Linked DNA regions of Homo sapiens: region 1 is linked to region 2. Evidence: read pairs that join two places in POLR2A ChIA-PET (ENCODE). Cell type or tissue: Panc1. All regions are shown on one strand.

Evidence for each region. Peaks named below come from ENCODE experiments on the same cell type or tissue, not always from the same donor. Only the 100,000 strongest peaks of a DNase experiment are listed, where the experiment ranks them.
Region 1: POLR2A ChIA-PET joins it to region 2 with 6 read pairs; 2 of 35 experiments call an interaction of 5 or more read pairs at or near these places.

Annotation. Positions count from the first base shown.
Region 1 is chr7:150,355,247-150,363,246 of GRCh38, forward strand. REPIN1-AS1 (REPIN1 antisense RNA 1) reads right to left here. Exons shown (of 4, transcript NR_183429.1): 4 at 7,412-8,000. It overlaps LOC107986858 (a long non-coding RNA gene), which reads left to right. Exons shown (of 3, transcript XR_001745420.3): 3 at 2,053-2,900. Among named protein-coding and RNA genes, the nearest start is that of REPIN1, 9.6 kb to the right of the region's middle. In Panc1, CTCF peaks have their summits at 1,344 (motif pointing right) and 1,547; no DNase peak of the experiment used is centred here; H3K4me3 peaks cover 525 bases; H3K27ac peaks cover 3,613 bases.
Region 2 is chr7:150,826,498-150,834,497 of GRCh38, forward strand. It overlaps LOC105375567 (a long non-coding RNA gene), which reads right to left. Exons shown (of 5, transcript XR_928171.3): 3 at 2,160-2,411. It overlaps LOC124901775 (a long non-coding RNA gene), which reads left to right. Exons shown (of 3, transcript XR_007060591.1): 2 at 751-936; 3 at 6,474-6,604. Among named protein-coding and RNA genes, the nearest start is that of AOC1, 22 kb to the right of the region's middle. In Panc1, CTCF peaks have their summits at 2,076 and 2,278; no DNase peak of the experiment used is centred here; H3K27me3 peaks cover 293 bases.

The DNA of each region.
Region 1 (8,000 bases), 470 kb before region 2:
GATAAATTAAATTTAACAGAGCTAACTGAGCAAAGAACAATTTGTGAATCCAGTGGCCCCTGAACCAGAAGAATAGGTTCAGAGAGACTGGAGCTGCCATGTGGCCAAAGAAGATTTATGGACAGAAAAAGGAAAGTGACAGAAAGAAAACAGAAGTGAGGCACAGAAGCAGCCAGATTGGTTGCAGCTTCGAGTTTGCCTCATGTGAACCTGGTTTGAACAGTTGGTTGCCTTTGATTGGCTGAAACTTGGTGTTTGGCACAAGAGTAGGTTATCGTTTGTTTACACATCCAGTTAGCTCACTGTTCACTAGGGAGGAGAAACCTTTAGGCCGAACTTAAAACACATAAGGAGGCAGCTTTGGGCTAAACTTAATGATTTTCCCTCTTTAGTCAACGTCTCAAAACTTTAGGCATCAATGTCACCCTGTCATCATCATAAATGTACTTATTTGGTCCCAAATCCTACTGGGAAATAGTAGAACAGTGGGTTTTCTAAGGTGGGTAAAGGTGAGAGTATAGGGGACCTCCTTGTGCTGGAATCTCCTGTTTACAATAGAAAAACAAAACCTGGTCTGTCTTAGGAACTATCTGCTTCCTTGAAGTTTCAGTTTGATTATGTCACATTTATCATGAATGACTCCATTTTGATGTGGTCTGTTGAGGCCTAGTGCACAAGCTGAGTCCACCATGGCAAATGCGACAGGAGTGGGTGGGGATAAACATATGTATCTAATCCACCATGTTTAACTAGAATCTATGAGTTACTTAGAAAGACAAATTACTACATTTATGTATATATATACATGCACACACACAATTTTTGGGGAGAGGACATAATTTAGCCCATAACTATATCCTTCCCAAATTCATATGTTCAAACCCAGCTATGGTCTGTGTCCTCTAAAGTTCATGTGTTGGAAATTTAATTTCCAATGCAACTGCGTTGGGAGTTAGGGCCTAATGGGAGGTGTTTAGGTCATAAGGACTCTGCCCTGATGAATGGATGAACACTGCTATAAACAGGGCTTGTGGCTCACACCTATAATCCCAGCACTTTGGGAGGCCAAGGCGGGAGTATTACTTGAAACCAGGAGTTCGAGACCAGTCTCAGCAACATAGTTAAGACCTCCATCTCTGAAAAAAAAAAAGCTTAGCTGGGCATAGTGGTGCATGCTACTTGGGAGGCTGAGGCAGGAGGATCCCAGCCCATGAGTTGGAGGCTACAGTGAGCTATGAGTGCACCACTGCAACCCAGCCTATGATTGCACCACTGTACCCCAGGGCAAGGCAAGTGAGACCCTGTCTCAAAAAAAAAAACAACAAAAACAAAACAACCAACAAAAAAACTACCACTAGATGGAGATGCCGAGCACAACCCATGTCCGTTGCTCTTTAAACTTAGGGGGTTCTATAGTTTTTCAAGTAACAATGCTGTGGAATTATTTTTCTTACCTACTTCCATCATCCCGTGTTGATTTGTGGTTTCATCCTCAGAACTTCTTGGCTGGTACTGAGTTATCAGGATTGATTCGCATTAGTGTCACTAAAGTTGGTATACAATCTTCCACTGCTAAATTTGACTGCCTTTAAAAAATATTAAAAAGTAAAAAGAACTTCTAATTTCATTCTAACCAGAAATCATGCCAATTTGTTGCACTGGTTTTATATGCCATGTGCCTATTTGTTAGAACCGTAAACCAGCTCAGGTCATAGAAAATGAGTGGAATCTTAGCCAGTGGAAGGCACTTAGGGTAGTTTAGATGCTGTGAAATTAAATGTTTTTCAAGTGTTCTTTTTAATATTAATTTCAATGTATTTTGAATATATCAATAATATATTGTATATTATCATATTACACATAATATAGTATATTTAATAATATACTAAGATTTAGTATATTAAAATTTAATTTAGTATATTATTTATAGAATGTAGTAATTTAATAGAACATTATGTAGTAAACATGTGACATTGTTTTAATTGCTAATAATTTCCAAAGATAAACCTTCTTAAATCCCGTTAAGAGGATATTCTCTTCTCCTGTTTTAAGAAAGTGAAGGCAACCCAGTTAGGAGGCATCTGGGACTTTCCTGGCCAACTCTGAAGACATCAAGTTGAACCATGACCCGGATTCGGTCTTGGAAGCAGATGAGAGGGTAAAGAGTTGAAGCCAGGTCTACACTCTGATTCCTCCAAGTCACCGAGTGGTTTCATGTGAAAGGGGTCTGGGCAGGAGTGAGCCGAGGTTAGCGGTGGTATTTCAGTGATTTGGCAAATGTGCACAGATGGCTCATAAACCGCCCCCCCACATGCCACCGACAGGAAACTACCACTTGACAACACGCCTGCTTCTGCCGCATCACAGACTTAGCAGAGTCTGTTCAGAATCTCCTTGCATTTCCAAATGAAGCTTGGATGTTAGCAGATGTTAAACCCAAGAACAGGTACACCTGGGCTCTAAATTCATCTTCTGACTGAAGTTGAAGATAAAACCTGATACCAGTTTGGAGTAGAAAGAGACACAGTATTGTAATCATAAATGACATTTGACCTTAAAACAGTAACACAGCAAATTTCTAATTAAAGTGGAGCATGTCCTGTCTTGACTGAGGCACCAAGACGATTTGTTGCAGATTGTTGCTGGCAGTGTGCAGTCCCCAAGACCAAATCACCAAGAGGCACAGTGGTAAGAGTGGTCAGCAAGGAGCGGAGCGCCTTCCTCCCACCAGCAGGTGACTCACCACATCGTGTCCTCCTTGGCGTAAGAGGCGCCCTAAAGGTTTCTCCGTTCCAGTTATCCTAACTGGAATACTGTTCCTGAAAAAAGCGTATATTTAAGGCCCTGCTAGCTATAAGCAATCCTTCAAGGAAGAGAATTATAAACAACCTTTCTTCCAAGTTTTTGTTCTTTGCCTCACTTATATGCCGATTTAAATCGTTCTCTAAGAAAAGGTGGTATTTCCTCTCACTGCAGGTTCTACCAGACTCTCATCACCTGCTTGCCAAGCAGCAGCCAAGGGAAAACAGTTTGAAATTTACTGCTAACAATTGGTTCACATACATACCGGGTACGGGGGACTCTTGCCTGTAGTCCCAGCTACTCAGGAGGCTGAGGCTGGAGGAATGCTTGAGTCCAGGAGTTCAAGTCCAGCCCAGGTAACATTGTGAGACGCTGTCTCTTAAAAAAAAAAAAAAAAAAAATTGGTTCACCCTGCTGTATAATGCATTGGCAATTCAGTGTGGTCTAATCAAATTAGCTTAACCATGGGATTGCGCTTAGATTTGCTCATTCATTTTAACCATAAACACTTACTGAATGTGTACCATGGGACAGACACCTTTCTAGAGACTGGCTATATTGTGGTGAAAATACACCATGGGACAGACACCTTTCTAGAGACTGGCTATATTGTGGTGAAAATACAGGCCAAATCCCTGCCTTCGTGTGGCTTCTATTGTGGTGGGAACTAGACAAAAACTGTCCAAGTGAATAAATGAATCAGTAATTTCAGGTAGGTGAGAATGCTATGAACAATATAGCTGAGTAGGGGCTAGAAGGTGATGGGGTAGGCGAAGGGGCTTCGTAGGCTCAAAAAAGGGCCCCAAAGAGCCCCAAAGATATCCAGGTCCTAATCTCTGGAACCTGTGAATTATGACCCTGCATGGCAAAAGGCACTTTGCACATGTGATTAAGCTAAGAATTTTGAGGTGTGGATATTACGGTGGGGAAATACAATTAAAAACAAAATGTCCTGTTGACCCAGAAAACCTCTCCACAAGAATAGAAGAGATATAAAGGCTTTATTCTTGAATAACCATTAAACCAGAGTGAGATGCACATTACAGGAAACCCACTAAGAGACGGCAAAGACAAAAAGAAACTTCACTCTTTTATACAGCCACCCACCACACACACACACGCAACCCACCACACACACAATCCACCATACACACATACCACACACACACCCCACCACACACAAACCCACCACACACACAACCCACCACACATACCACACACACAAATCCACCATACACACATACCACACACACACACCCCACCACACACAAACCCACCACACACACAGAATCCACTATACACACACAAAATCCACTACACACACACAGTCCACCACGCACACAACCCACCATACACACACACCACACACACACAAAATCCACCACACACACAACCCACCACACACACAAAATCCACCCCACCACACACACACAATCCGCCAAACACACACACAATCCACCATACACACACAACCCACCACACACACACCACACACACAATCTACCATACACACATACCACACACACACACCCCACCACATACAAACCCACCACACACACAGAATCCACTACACACACACAGTCCACCACGCACACAACCCACCATACACACACACCACACACACACAAAATCCACCACACACACACAACCCACCACACACACACAATCCACCACACACACACAACCCACCACACACACACAAAATCCACCACACACACACAACCCACCACACAATCCACCACACACACACAATCCACCATACACACGCAATCCATCACACACACACAACCCACCACACACACAATCCACCATACACACACACCACACACACACAACCCACCACACACACAACCCACCACACACACACAAAATCCACCACACACACAATCCACCACACACAACCCATCACACACACAACCCACCACACACAAACCCACCACAAACACACAGAATCCACCACACACACACAACCCACCACACACAAACCCATCACACACACACACCACACACAATCCACCACACACACAAACACCACACACAATCCATCACACACACAAACACCACACTCACAACCCACCACACACACACAAACACACACACAACCCACCACACACACTCCACACACACACAACCCACCACACACACAACCCACTACACACAAACACCACACACACACACAGCCCACCACACACACAAACACCACACACACACAAAAATAAGTGACTCATCCTCAGTGAGCAGACTGGACAATGCCATTTGTCACACTTAGTTCATTCTAAATTCACTTGGTAATTGGGATAACCACTTGTGTTTGCTAATTGCCTTTATCCAAAGGAAAAATAAACTCATATCTTATGATAGAGTATAAGATTACAATTTAGAGCCAAAGTTAGGAGACTAACCCTCTCCCTCCCATGGAGACTGGGAGATAGGGACACTGTCTTCCTTGATGTTTACATTTCATATACATACACACACACATACACATATATGTGTATGTATACATTTCAGAGACAGGGTCATATTCTGTTGCTTAGGCTAGAGTGTAGTGACATAGTTATGGCTCTCTGTAACCTCAAACTCCTGGGCTTAAGCGATCCTCCCACCTAAGTCTCCTGAGTAGCTGGGATTATAGGGGTGCACCACCATGCCTAGTTACTTTTTTTATTTTTATTTTTTGTAGAGACGAAGTCTCACTGTGTTGCCCAGGCTGGTCTTGACCTCCTGGCTTTAAGCAATCCTCCCATCTCAGCCTCTCAAAGTACTGGGATTATTGATGTTTGCATTTCAAAGAGCTAGCTCTCAGGTCCTTGGAGAAAAACAGTTCTGAGTTGTAAAGCTGCCAAATGGTTTTTTCTTCGCTTTTAAAAATATTTATGTAATCTCTGCCCAGTGTGGTGGCTCACGCCTATAATCCCAGCACTTTGGGAGGTCAAGGCAGGAGGATCACTTGAAGCCAGGAGTTTGAGACCATCCTAGGCAACATAACGAGACCTTGTGTCTACAAAAATTTTTTAAAAAATTAGGCAGGTGTGGTGGTGCATGCTTGTAGTCCCAGCCACTCGGGAGGCTGAAGCAGAAGAACCACTTGAACCCAGGAGTTTGAGGCTGCAGTGAGCATCACTGTACTCCCGTATGGGTGACAGAGTAAGACTCTGCCTCTAAAAAATAATAAAAATATAAAATAAAATAAAATAAAATAAAAGATTTGCATATATCTCACATGGGCAGAGGAAAATTCACAATCACAAGCTTTCTAATGCAAATGTGCTGAGAAAAGGGGGTGTTGGTGAGGAGCATCTCTGCCTTTTTTCACCAGGGAGAAAGAAAACTTATTTTTATTCTTTTTGATTTGTATTTGCTTTTACAATTCTCCTGGCTATCTGGGTAATTACATGTGTCTTTGTGTTGGCGGGGGTACAGGGGGAGATTCAGCTGCAGCACAGGCCGGCAAAGTGACAAGTGTAGCAAGATGCTGCGCTGAGGGCTTGGGAGACAGAGGGAGGGGCCTCGAGCCCAAGAATGCCTGGGAAGCAGCTCTTCCAGCCAGAAAAGGCAAGGAAGGATTCTCCCCTAGAGACTTTGGAGGGAGTGGGGCCCTGCCGACACCTTGACTTTGGCCCAGTGAAACATTCTGGGCTTCTGACTTCCAGCCGTGTAAGATAATAAATGCCAGTTATTTCAGGCCGAGCTGGTGGTCATTTGTTAGAGCAGTCCTAGGAATCTCATCTAGGTGTGAAGCTATTTTAGAGGGGTTTGTTGGGAAGCGTGTTTTGAGGCGAGGAGACTTCAGCCAAAATCTGAATACAGTGAAGAACGGAAGTCCATGCGGACCTGGAGGAGGATCGTCTAGGCAACTCCAAAGGCCCTAAGGTGGAAATGAGTGGCGGCTGCTGGGGCAGTGTCTGGCAGGCGCATGGAGGTCTGCAGGAACCCTGCAGGCCATGGCCGCGGGTTGGATGTCAGTCCAAATGTTAGCAGGAGGCGTCGGAGTTCCCTAGCAAGGGAGCTGCTTGATCTGATTCATGTTTAAAGGGCCAAGCTGGTTAAGTGGAGACAGGACTTTATGGGGCCAGAGCGGAGGCAGGAGGAGTGGCTGGCCACTGCTGCAGAGTCCTGGTGAGGGAGACTATGGTGCAGGGGTGGGGGATAAGGGTGGGAAGCAGGCCTCACCGTTATGGGGCACACGCATGTACCAGTTTCCTCTGCAGGAAATCTGAGCCATCTACCTGATACTCATTTTACCAGCTGGATTCTTTTTTCTTTTAGCAAGAGACTCTGGGAACTAGATATGCGGCAGGAAAGCATCTTGTGTGGTGGAATTTGGGGACTGACATTTGATCTCAGCCCAGGGCTACTCTTACAGCGTGCGTCCCTGTCGTGCATTATACATGTTTTCATGCACTTAAAGATATTTTTAGAACTGCAGAAGTAGAAGCACTTTGATCTTTTCCTGAATAATTTTCACATGACTTAGCAGGCCTCCTTCCACCTGAGATGGGAAACCTTGGAAAGTGAGGGGGCCTTCTTCAGTGTGTGCCACTGTAGGGGTTTTTCCTCAGCCCCCCTAGATTTGTGGTTGGAACGGACTCCTGTTACAAAAGACAGATTAACAAGAGAAAAACCAGTGGAAGTTTATTAACATGTGTATTTCACATCTGCCTGGGAGACACGCAGGAATTGAGTAGTTCTCAAAGTGGTAGCTTTGAATTCCAGCTTGTATAGCATCTTCAACAAAGAAAAGCCAAGTTTTAGGGAAGCGACAGGACAAAGGAAAAGAACTTTGAGTGTCTAAGGGGAGAACTTGTAGAAAGGTAAGTAACTGGCAGATAAATAGAGTTAGTAAAGCGCCTTCATGTCCATTCCTCTGGTTCCAGCTCCAGGCCCATAAGAGTCTAAAGTTGTCTTCAGTGGTTAACTTTTCCCTGGTCGAGAGAGGGAGCAGACCCCTTTTATCCTTCTAAATCTATATCCTGCATTTAGGCAGTGGAGGGCAGAGAGCTTTCTTCCATTTACTTTTTCACTGCCTTCAAGCTCAACAACCCTTCATCTTTCGGGGCCTCCCCAACTGCGTTCTCTTGGTGCTCTCCAGCTGGGAAGGCTCAAAGGATGGGAAGTGTGTACAGCACGTACCTGTGACTGCTACCAGAGATTTGCCCCTCCTCAGGGTCAGTGAGGGATGTGCTTTCTGCTTCCTC
Region 2 (8,000 bases):
GAATGCAGGAGATAGGTGAAGGAATTCTCAGGAAATAGAACTTGCTGGGGCATTGGGTGTGACTGGGAGGGGAAGAAATACGAGTCTGGCAGGACTCTCACATGCCTGGCTGGAGCATTCGTGGGTTTATGGTGGCATTCCCATGATAAGGGAGGGGCAATATGTTCTTCCTGGAATTTGTTGAGTTTGAGGTACCTGTGGTCTAGGCAAGGAAAAATGCCCATGAGGAAAATGGGGATATGGGTCTGAAGCTCAGAATTGTCTAGACTAAAGGCATGCAGTTGATCATCATTTTCATGATAGGGGAGGAATGGTATAAGCAAGGAGTATGCTAAGCTTCTGCTTCCGTGCTTTCGGTTGAGAAGTAGGTCATTGAACAATAATGAAAATGCTGAACATTTCTTGAGTACTGACTACATGGCAGGCAATATACGAGGTACTTCATGGTGAATACTTTGACTTCATTTATTAGAATCCTCACAGCAACCCTATGAGGCCCTGACTAGTGTTTTCCCCATTTTTGAACTAGGAAACTAAGGCTCAGAGAAGTTCAGAATTTGTCCAAGGCCACACAGCTAGAAAATGTCATAACTGAGATTTGAATCCAGACTTTCTGACTCCCGGTTCACCTCAGTTACTTGTTCTATAAAAAGATTTTATATTTTTGTCCTTCATGTAGTTTACCCCCAAGAACAGGTAAGCCTTAAAGATGAGACCAGAATTAACTGCCCTTTTCCTACAAACTTTCAGCTTTCAAATCTGTACCTGTTGATGAGAGAACCTCCAGGTTTGTCCCCTACTACCAATGATGAGGCAAACACAGAGAGAGGAACCCCTTTGACTAAAGCTGAATTGTAAAGGACTAAAGCCCTAACTTCTCTTCGAATGACCTGCATTCAAATCAAGTAAGCAGCTGTTCAAAGAATTCAGTCGGAGGTATGACTTGTGCAGTGAGAGTTGAAAACGCAAATCCTGTTCTGTACCTCCCTGTTTAAAGCATTGCACTGGCTCCTCGTTGCCTTCAGGATAAAGTCTATATTCCCTCCACATCTCCTTCCCTACTCCTCCAGCATTCTGACTGGCTGAGCCAACTACTCTTACCCCAGTACAGACAACCTAACTTTGCAGAACTACTCACAATTCCTAAACACCATCGAGGATCAAGCCTCTGCCTTTTTCCCTTCAACATTTTACTATGAAAATTTTCAAAAATAAAATTTTAAAAATTTACAAGTGAATACTTCTCTATCTAGACACTAAAATTAATATTTTCCTGTATTTGCTTTATCATGTATCAATTCATTTATCCATCCCATTTTTGTGCATTTCAAAGTAAGTAGTAGATATCTGCATACTTACCCCTAAATGCTTCAGCATGCATATTATTAACTAGAGTTCCAAATTTGTTTCCAGTTCTTTTTTTCTTTCGTATGTAAAATTAACATACAATGAAATTTTTTCCCATTGTATGTAAAATTAACATACAACGAAATGCACAAATATTAGAGGCAGTGTATTAGTATCCTTGCTATGGTAACAAATCACCACATACTTAGTGTCTTTAAATGACATACATTTATTCTCTTGGAAGTCCAAAATCAGTCTGGCTGGGCCAAAGTCAAGGTGTAATCAGGGCTGGCTTCTTCTGGTATCTCTGAAGGGACAATCTGTTTCCTTGCCTTTTTCACCTTCGAAAGCATTCCTTGGCTCATGACCCCTTCCTCACATCACCAACCTCTTGCTTTCATAGTTACCTCTCCTACTCACTCTGATCCCCTGCCTTCTTCTTATAAAGACTGTGATTACATCAGTTCCACATGGATAACGCAGGATAATCTCCCATCTCAAGATTCTTAGTTTAATCGCATCTGCAGAGTCCTTTTTGCCATGTGAAACAACATATTCACAGCTTCCAGGAATCAGGATGTGACCCTCTTGGAGAGCAATTATTCAGCCTACCACATGCACATCTAATGAGTTTTTACAAATGCATACATTTGTGTGACTCAAACTCCCAGCAAGATAGCCTTACCATCACCCCCAGAACATTCTCATGCCCCTTCCCAGTCTGTCCCAGTCTCACCCTCACCCCCTAGAGCCAGCCACTGTTCTTTTTGCCTCTTCAGAACTTCCTATAGATGGCGTTATCTTGCAAATACCTGGTATGGTGTCTGGCATGTAGTAAGTGCTCAGGAAAGGACTTCATCTTTTGAATCTGACTTCTCTTACTTGACACAATGTCCTGAAGACTCATCCATGCTGCGTGTATCAGTCTCAGTCTGTTCCTTTTGATTGCAGAGTAATATTCCATCAAATAGGCCACAATCAGATAGTTCCCTTATTCATCCATTCTCCTGTTGACAGACTCCAGACTGCTTCCAGTTTTTGTGCTTTTTTGTTTTTGTACAAATCTATGGGGTACATGAGAAAACTTGTTACTTATGTGTAATGTATAGTGATCAAGCCAGGGTATTCCAGGTGTCCATCACCCAAGTACAATACATTTTGTTAAGTATGGTCACCCTCCTCTGCTATCAAACATTGAATTTATTCCTTCTATCTAACTGTATATTTATATGCTTTAACCCACTTCTCTTTGTTGATGGCTGCTGTGAAACCTCAGTTCTTGTGTTCCTAGTTTAAAGGAATTTAAACAGGAGACACACAGCAAAGGAGATGCAGTGTAGAGCAATTTATTGCAAAGGAGGAAGAATACCCTGAAAGTTAGGTGCAGAATAGACAGGATGCCCCAAGAGGGATTCAGGGTGGGCTGCCTATGAGGATGAGATAGCAAAGACCCACTTGAGGGAGACTCCCTTTATCGAAGGCTTACCTGATTATTCATGAGGGGGTGGGAAACTGTGTTGCTAGGAAGCATGTTCTGGGATGGGTGCACATGTGCAGTACCTGTACATGCTTGTTCATACATTGCATGTGTCATTAGCACCCTAAATCTCCAACCAGGGGTGTTTTTTATTATTATATTGAGCAAAGGGTCAGTCTGAGGACAGGTAAAATCAAAATGTGCATGCTCTCTACAGGGGAAATTCCCTACTGGAGACAGCTTTGCTGAATGAGCTTGACTGCAGTGCGAATGCTGGGGCTTATTGTGGTGACTATGAGGTCACCAAGGTTGCCAAATCCCAAGGGCATAGTAACTTCCTTGACTAACTGTCCTGCCTCATCTTCATCCTCCCCCTTTCCCCAGACTCACACTTCCCAGTCTCTGTTCTTTATCTTTCCACTCTCTACCTCCATCTCTGTTCTCTATCTTTCCACTCTCTACCTCCATATGATCAAATTTTTTAGCTCCCACATATAAGTGAGAATGTGTGATATTTGCCTTTTTGTGCCTGACTTATTTCACTTAAGATAATGGCCTCCAGTTCCATCCATGTTGCTGCAAATGACATGTTTCATTCATATAGGCTTGTCATATATGGTCTTTGTTATTTTAAGTATGTTCCTTTTATAGCTAGTTTGTTGAGAGTTTTTATGTAAATTGTATCAATTTTTATCAAAAATTTTTATCAGAAATTTTATCAAATACTGTTTCTGCATTTATTGAGATGATCATATGGTTTTGTCCTTCATTCTGTTGATGTGATGTATCCCATTTATTGATTTGTATATGTTGAACCATCTTTCCATCCCTGGCATAAATCTCACTTAATCATGGTGTATTATCTTTTTTTTTGTTTTTTTTTTTTTGAGACAGAGTCTTGCTCTGTCCCCCAGGCTGGAGTGCAGTGGCACGATCTTGGCTCACTGCAACTTCCACCTCCCTGGTTCAAGCAATTCCCCTGCCTCAGCCTCCAGAGTAGCTGGGATTACAGGCACCCACCACCACGCCCAGCTAATCTCACTTTTGTTTTGGCTGCTCAACCTCTACTTCTTATCTCACTTCTTGCTCACTTGCCCCTTCACCTTGCATTGTTAGATTGTTAATTTTAATGTTTCTACTTTTTGATGGAACAATTTATTGCTATAAATTTCCCTCTTAGCACTGCTTTTACTTTTCTCACAGGTTTTGGTATGTTGTGTTTCCATTTTCATTTCTTTCACGGAACTGTTTTTATTTCCATCTTAATTTCTTATTGACCCAATGGTCATTCAGGAACATGTTGTCTAATTTCCATGTATTTGTGTAGTTTCCAATGTTCCCTCCTTGTATTGATTTCTAATTTTATTCCATTGTGCTCTAAGAAGATAATTGATATGATTTTGGGAAATTTGTTGAGGCTTATTTTGAAGCCTAACATGTGGTCTATCCTGGAGAATGTACCACGTGCTGATGAGAAGAATGTATATTCTGTAGTTGTTGGATAGAATGTTCTGCAAATTGTTAGGTCCCTTTGTCTATAGTGCAGTTTAAATCTAATGTCTCTTTGTTGACTTTCTGCCTAGATGATATATGTCCAATGCTGAGAGTGGGGGTCAATCTTTGTGCTTCCCAACCTGCTGCTGAGGTTGCTCCTTTGGCCTGTAATAACCTCACCACTAGCATCTGTTCCCCTCACAAAGAATCAGTCACCCTTGTCAGCCTCATTATACCCAGTACAAAGGCCACCTGCTCTGGGAAACATTTCCCAAACCACTGCCCCACCCTGGGTGACTGGACCACTCCCTCCTCCATGCCCTGTACATACCTCGCTCTCTGCACCTGGCCCTTTTATGACCCTTACTTGTTTACTTGACCCTTACTTGAGGACATCTGACTCTACTCACTCTAGTTCATGCCCCCCAGGGCACAGCCAGGGCATTTCATATCTGTGTCTGCACAGCAAGGGCAGTATAGTGTGGTAGGGCTGTGCAGCTCTGAAAGCACTGCCAGGGTGGGTTGAGATCTTGGTTCTCATTTCTTTTTTTTTTTTTTTTCTTTTTGAGATGGATTCTCACTCTGTTGCCCAGGATGGAGTGCAGTGGCACAGTCTCGGCTCACTGCAGGCTCCACCCCCGGGTTCACGCCATTCTCCTGCCTCAGCCTCCCGAGTAGCTGGGACTACAGGCGCCCGCCACCATGCTCGGCTAGTTTTTTTGTGTTTTTAGTAGAGACAGGGTTTCACCATATTAGCCAGGATGGTCTTGATCTCCTGACCTCCTGATCTGCCTGCCTCGGCCTCCCAAAGTGCTGGGATTACAGGCGTGAGCCACCGCGCCCAGCCGGTTCTCACTTCTTCATATGTAATCTGATGACCCTCACAGGGTCATTGTGAGGAGTGAATAAAATATACACGTGAAGCACTTAGCACAGTGCCGGGCACAGAATCTGCATCTGATTCAACTGGGGCATAAATGGATGAAGGAACTTGTTAAATAATGACACAATGGCCGCCTTGGATTCTTTGCATTCTCGTTGGAGTGAGAAATCTCCTTTTTCTGAAAACTGACCTGAATGTGGAGGACAGACAAGTAGTGACTCTTGGCTCTGCAATCCATGAGAAGAGCTGCTGGCTTATATCCATAACTTATTTTGAGTTTTATTCAAGGACACAGAAGTCCACTTCTTCTTGGAGGAAGGACAGAATTTAGTCCAATGTCTGAGAAGCTTTAATAGGCTGCCAGGGAAAAGAATTATGAGCTGCCTCTTTCTCTGGGACATATGTGCCATTGTTTTCCTCTCAGCACAAAGACTTTGCTGTGCCCTGGGGTAGGGGCTTTGCTTCACTGTGAAACTGGCTCCAACATAGACCTTGAGATTGCTAAATGTTCTCATTCTGAGCTAATCTGGAGCCTAAAGAGGTTAACAATCCAGCAACAACGAAGAAGAATATTTTGATGGAATTTCTCCTTGTCTTTGCCATATATTATATGCCTTTTTTCAGAGTACACTATTCATCAAGAACTTGAGCTTCTCGAACACTATATTTTGGTTATAGACTTTTTTATTGCTTTTTTATGATTATAAAAATAAATACATGCCCATTGGAGAAAGCTGGGAAAAATGGAAAAGTATAACAAAAAGACAAAAATTACCCATAATTTCACACCCCAGAGATAACCACTGTTAATATTTTTGTGTGATCTTTTCACTAGTGATAGATAGATAAACAAATAAGTAGACTGACATACAAATGCATTAGGCACATTTTTCCCACAAGTGGAAAAACACCAATAATTAGATTTCTTGGTCCAACAAGCCTAGTTGTTTGTTTGTTTGTTTTGTTTTGTTTTTGAAATGGAGTCTCGCTCTGTCACCCAGGCCGGAGTGCAGTGGCTCAATCTTGGCTCACTGCCACATCATCCTCCCGGGTTCAAGTAATTCTCCTGCCTCAGCCTCCTGAGTAGCTGGATTACAGGCACGCACCACCACGCCCGGCTAATTTTTGTATTTTTAGTAGAGACAGGGTTTCATCATGTTAGCAGTCTGGTCTGGAACTCCTGACCTCGTGATCCGCCTGCCTCAGTCTCCCAAAGTGCTAGGATTACAGGCATGAGCCACCACGCCCAGCCACAGGACTAGTTTTTTACAGGCTTCAATGTGACCAAGGTGGACTGAAGGAAAAGCTATATTGAAGAAAACTCCTGAACCTGCCAACTGGGAAGGTCCCAAGAGTCCAGACTGGGTGGTCATGTAGACCCTCATCCTTCACCTGCTCATCCTGCCTAGTTAAGTGTTTGCTTAGCTCAACTCTCAGAGGCAGCAAAGGCAGCAAATGAGATGGTGAATTACAACCCAAAGCCCAGGCACTGGACTGGGCAGTGTGGTAGGGAGGTGCAGAGATTCAAGTGAAGACCTACCTGCTCCCCCTTCCCCTTCCTCCTAGATCCCTGTCAGGTCCTTTCACCTGAGCCTTGATTCCATGTGACTATGATAGTTGGTTGTTTGGTTGGTGCCCATATTTGTTTGCTAGAGCTGCCATAGCAAAGTACCACAACTGGGAGGCTGAAACGCACACATTTATTTATCACAGTTCTGGACGCTGGAAGCCTGAGCCCAAGGCATCTGCAAGGTTGGTTCCCTCTGAGACCTCTCCTAGGCTCACGGATGTCTGTGTTCTGCCTGTGTTCTCCTCATCACATGGTCATCCCTCTGTGTGTGTTTGTGTTCCAATTACCTCTTCTCATAAAGACACCAGACATATTGGATTAAGACTCATCTAATGACCTCATCTTAACTTAATTACTTCTTTATAGACCCTATTTCCAAATATAGTCACATTCTGAGGTACTAGGGGTACGACTTCAACATATGCATTTTGGGGGACACAGTTCAGCCCATGACAGCGCCTCACTAGGTGCTGGTGATACTTGATCCTGACCAGGCTGCTCCATCAACAAGAGTAATGAGTGGAAATTTCAGCTCCTTAGAACCAAGTATTTTTAAAATGAAAAAAAAATTGAACTTAATGAGAATTTGCTGTTTAACTTTTAAAAGTAAGGCATATCACAACACCAATGACATTCTTCGCAGAAATAACAAAAGTATTCCTGGAATTTGTATGGAAACACACACAAAAAAGAAACCCAAAAAGCTGAAATAAGCAAAAAGAACAAAGCTAGAGGCATCAAACTTCCTGACCTCAAAGTATAATACAAAGCAATAGTAACTAAAACAGCGTGGTACTGGCATAAAAACAGATGCATAAACCAATGGAACAGGATAGAGAGCCCAGAAATAAATCTACACCTTCATAGCCACCTGATTTTCAACAGCAGTGCGAAGATAGCACAGTGGAAAAAGGACAATTGCTTCAATAGAATGGTGTTAGAAAAACTGGATATCCACAAACAGAAAAATGAAATTACCCCCTTATATCTCACCATGTTCAACTCAAAATAGATTAAAGACTTAAATCCAAGACCCAAAACTATTAAACTACTAGAAGAAGACATAGGGGGAAAACTCCACGACACTGGTCTGGGCAATAATTTTTTTATAAAACGTTAAAAGCATGGATAACAAAAGCAAAAAGAGCCAAATGAAATTACATCAAATTTCTAAAAATTTACTAAAAAGCTTCTGCACAACAAAGGAAACAACCAACAGAGCAAAAAAG